Regions from separate parts of the Mus musculus genome. Here region 2 is linked to region 1. A link is a loop called in an ENCODE intact Hi-C map of the cell type or tissue named here. Cell type or tissue: heart. All regions are shown on one strand.

What was found. Hi-C counts contacts between places; a loop is a spot of excess contacts. Peaks named below come from ENCODE experiments on the same cell type or tissue, not always from the same donor. Only the 100,000 strongest peaks of a DNase experiment are listed, where the experiment ranks them.
Region 2: it touches region 1 in a loop (8-fold over the local background); 8 of 42 quality-filtered maps call a loop at or near these places.

Annotation. Positions count from the first base shown.
Region 1 is chrX:91,783,727-91,786,226 of GRCm38, forward strand. No RefSeq gene overlaps it. Among named protein-coding and RNA genes, the nearest start is that of Mageb5, 2.0 kb to the left of the region's middle. In heart, no CTCF peak of the experiment used is centred here; no DNase peak of the experiment used is centred here.
Region 2 is chrX:91,574,003-91,576,502 of GRCm38, forward strand. It overlaps the pseudogene 1700084M14Rik. Among named protein-coding and RNA genes, the nearest start is that of Mageb17-ps, 50 kb to the right of the region's middle. In heart, no CTCF peak of the experiment used is centred here; no DNase peak of the experiment used is centred here.

The DNA.
Region 1 (2,500 bases):
TCTCCCTGTACCCCTTGCAGGGAATGTGATGGAGAAACAGAAAAGTGCTAAGCAGATATCCCAAAATAGGATTTATGTTGTCACATACAAATTGTGTTAATCTATATTTTCCTTTCACATCTACCCAGATGTGGCCCATCATGTAACTGTTATGCAGATATATAGATATATAGATATATAGATATAGATGATATAGATGATAGAGATGGAGATAGATACAGATGGTAGATATAGATATAGATATAGATATAGATAGACATAGACATAGACATAGACATAGACATAGACATAGACATAGACATAGACATAGACATAGACATAGACGTATAGTAACAGGCTGAAACTTCTAATATTTTAGCCCCTAGTTTGTTGAAGGTTTATGGATACTGAATTTGTCTCTATAGGCAATGTAACATCAAGCAGTTTCTATGTCTTTCAAGGTGAAACTTGTTGAGCAGCTTAGACTGATGCGAACCTCTAACAATCCTCCTACCTCAGTCTATCTCCTTATTCACACTTAATCTTTTTTTATTTATTATTATTTATTTATTTGCTTATTCCTTGGTCTCTGTACTTCAAATCATTATTCTGAGTTTGAAGTTATACATTTATCAGCAGAAATACATTTTTGATGTAATGTGCAGGAAATGAATGGCATAGGGTTTGCTTGGAGAAATGTGAAAGTTTTGATGAGAGAAATTCCCGAGCCTGTGTAGGTCATATAACAATCTTGTGAACTTGAGAACATTTCAAGTTCTTTATGTGTAAAGGGAATCTTATAAACAGCAACATGTTAGATTTCAGTACAAAATGGACGTAAATCACCTGATACACTATCACACAAGACTTGAATCACTAAGTAACAGTAATTAGTACCGAGATGATTTGTACCCAACATTTTAACTACCTTCCTTTACAGAATGCAATTGCAAATATGTTTTAAAAATTAAATAAATCAGAGGACATAGAGCAGGCAAAATGCTGCTCAACCAATAAAAGTAGTGTTCATGATTTAGGAGTGATATTTCCTTTGCTCTTCTTTGGCTGTAATCAAATCAATATTCCTCTTTTAAGACAAAAACAGGAATCCTCTCTCATTGGTGCTTTGAGTTCAAATTACTCTTTCTCATTCCTTTCATCATTGCTCCAATAACAAATCCTCCCTTGTCATTTTATAAACTCTAATTAACCTGGTGCAAATAATTCCTTTTAGTACAGAATCTGCCTCTATTGATACTTTAATTTTTTTCTTTGAAAATTTTTAACTTATATACAGTATATCATTATTATAATCACATCTCAAAGAGCCAGTTATTATGAGCTCATGTATGCACTATCCCTTTCATGTCCTGCAAGTATTATTTTGCTGCAGGTGTCTACTTTCTCTGGGTCTTACAATCTTTCTATCTTCTTCTTTCATGATGATCCCTAACTAGTAAGGGGAAAGGTTGTGTGATAGATGTAGCATTTAAAACCAAGCACTCTTATTCTTTTATTCATAGTCTCTGCATATTGGCCAATTGAGGTCTCCATGTTAAATGCCATTGCCTACAAAGAGATTGTCTGGTGAGTGTTGAAAGGCACACTCTTTCATGTGTAATAAATATAAATCCTTGAGAGGCAGTGTAATGCTATACTCATTTAGGAAAATAATAGTAATAAATTCTTTCCTGGGGCTTATCACCTACCCAGACAAGATTTCATGGTCCACTTACTGGTAGCAGAGTTCAGTGTTGTGGATTGAGTCTTAAATATGAATAGAATGTGGTGGATTAGTCCCAGAAAATTAATGACACTATTGAACCAGTGGGCATATATTGCAAAGCCAATAATTATTTTACCACTCAGGGCATACACACAGGACCATTAATATTTTGTCCCTTAGTAGCGTGTGAAGCACCATTCAGCTCTCTGAAAGCTATTGAGTAGAAATGAAGCTTCCAGGTCAGTACCAGTTTGATTGCTTCATGTGCTACAACTTAAGGATGTGGCATCTTCACAGTCTTACCATGAAGTTCTGGAGAGTAACCAAAAATAATAATGTCAGAGGTTTGTTATATTTAGGGAGGTCTCTATAAACCCACTGGCCAATGGCATGGTACCCCAGACATGGGAATAGGCATTTTATTTGCTATCTGGGAAAAGCATTGTGCCTCTGTTGATGACAACTGTGGGTAAACTGTGAGTGTGTATATATATATATATATATATATATATATATATATATATATATATATTAGTAAATATATATATATATATATTAGTATATAGTATATATATATATATATTCCTAAATATATAACTATATATTCCTACATATATAACTATATATTCCTAAATATATAACTATATTTAGGAAGTTTCTATGGTAGTAAACTTCCATATGGCTTTTTCAAGGGTCCTTAGAGTTAGTTATACCTTTCCACATCCCCCCTTTGCCCTGATCTCCCAATTCCATCCCACTTTATCTTTACTGTTACAGTATTCCATTTCCCCTTAT
Region 2 (2,500 bases), 210 kb before region 1:
CACCTGTTATGTTTTGGTTTGTTTTTTGGTTATAAACACTATTATTTTCCTTGGACTTTATTTTTTTAGACAGGTTCTATTGTTTACAGGCTGCCCTGGAACTTGCTTTGGTCCAGCTGACTCTACATTCCAAGTGTGATTCTGGGATACTAGACATGCAACCAGTTTATGCAATGCTGGGGTTCAAATCTAAGGTTTCATGCATGGTAGACAAGCCAAATCCTGAGCTTCTACTGATATGCTATATTAGGGTATTTTTATTTTCTGAAGGTCTTTTAATTGCTTAATATAGGATAGGGTATAAGAATCCAGTACCCCGCAGAGCTGTGTCTCTAGTAGCATATGTAGCAGAGGATGGCCTAGTTGCATATGTAGCAGAGGATGGCCTACTCGGCCATCAATGGGAGGAGAGGCCCTCAGTCTTGGGAAGATCATAGGCCCCAGTACAGGTGAATGCCAAGGCCTGGAAGCAGTAGTGAGTGAGTTGAGGAGCAGGGCAGGGGGAGTGTATGGGGTTTTGGGGATAATATTTGAAATGTAAATGAAGGAAATATCTAATAAAAATGCCTAAAATTAAATAATAATAACAGAAACACCACTAGTCGGTAGGTGTCCTATAAGTGATGTGCTATTTGTTGGGATGATACTGATGACCCAATATCTTTCATTCTGTAGGTTCTACAGTCCATTTCCTGAAGCAATATCCCTGCACCTTGCAAGAACACCCTGTGGGCTTGGAAAATGGCTTCTACATTTGCTCTACATAAGGACCTGAATTTAAATCCTAAGCATCCACAAGCAGATCCCAGTAATCTAGCATTGTGTTTTGGGGTCAGGCGAATCTCAGAGATTGCCTGGCTGAATTGGCTCTGACCACATCATGAATGAACATGAGCATATGCACCTGCATATTCTCATAGATGCAACCTCCCCACCCATGAAATGTCCCTTTTCATCCTTGGCCTGTGAGATAAAGCATCAGGAGAAGGCCTGTCTTCAGGCTTTCTTCATGCTAGCTCCATCATAATCCTTCATTGTCTGCAGGTCTTAGATTTTCTGGTCTGGTTCCCACCCCTGTAGGAGCCAATACTTCCTGTTTCTTATATACCCATGTTTCTTCCTTTTTCCCCCACCCCTCCGTTCCCAGCCCCCTTTCCCTCCCATTCCTTCCTTCTTTGCTCCTTCAGAGATTCTCATAGACAGATAGTTTTCATATTAGATTGATTTTATTTTATTTTAACCAGAGTGAAAGCACTGTGTAGTACTTATTATATAATGAGACTACACAGTTTGGCACAGCTCAGCTACCAAGCCATTTCACAGATTTCCAGGTCTTTGGTTGGCATGCTGAGTCTACTTGCATTCTTAATCACTTGCTGCTATGTTCGAGCTTCTTCCCAGTACCTGTTGACAGCTCTTTCAACAAACGGCGGTAGTGACCGAATAGTTCTTTCCCCTTGCCTTTATTGGTCCTTTGTTTTTGGTGGTGTAGTTTTCTTAGAAGTCTTTCTTTTAGGCATGCTTGGCAGTGTTTTCTTGCTCTTCTTCTTAGGCTTCTGCACCTGGAAGTTCAACAGAGTAAGGTGACAAGGGCACATCAGTCTTCGAAAAGCTGGAATATGTGAAGGGGATTGTAAGAGACGGACTAAGAAAGGGTTAGGAGTGCTGGGGGAGGGGAAATCACCTGAGAAAGGACTATGCTTACCTTGGGGTTTCTTATCTTCTTGCTACATTTGGAACAGGGCTGACGATGGCAAATCTTCACTGTCTTGGGTTTGGATGCCGAAGTTGATGGCACAACATCCTGTGTCAGATAGTGTGTCTTCTTAGTTGCTTTCACCATCCTGATGCCTTGTGGTGGTCTGGTCCAGAGCTCTCAGAGGCATGGTCTTATGAACGCACCCTGAATAATGGGAGGCCACACCCCTGAATCCTGATTGGTCAGCAAGGTCCTTCTCAGCTAATAGTGGCTGAGGAGCTGCTGTGACATCACAAAGCACCTTGCTGCCTGATGGGAGCAGGCACTAGGGTGGAGATCACTCTGGTTGAGGGAGATGCTATGAAGGCAATAGTGGCTGGATACAGACTCAAGGTTTTTTTCGAAGATCTCCAAGACACTCGTGTCTCCCTTTTTTATATCCCCATCTTCAAGTGTGATAGAACATGTGGCAGTGGGTTTGCCCCTATGAACTCTTCCTGAAACTCCCCCATCCCCATTCATTGATTCATTCTGACATGTCTCCTCCTTAGTTATTAACACTTAGCTAGATTTTGGAATATTATATCTTCCAAATTTAATTCCACATTCTACCAAAATTATTGAAGTATCATTGTATATGTGAATCACCCCATAAATGAAAACAAGAATATATTCATGAATGAATATCTTACTACCTGGTGAATTTAGCATTCAAAACTGACATTTTAGGCTACATAGTGTGATGGCTTGTTTTTTTTAAATCATTTTATTTACATCCCAAATGTTATCCCCACTTTCTGG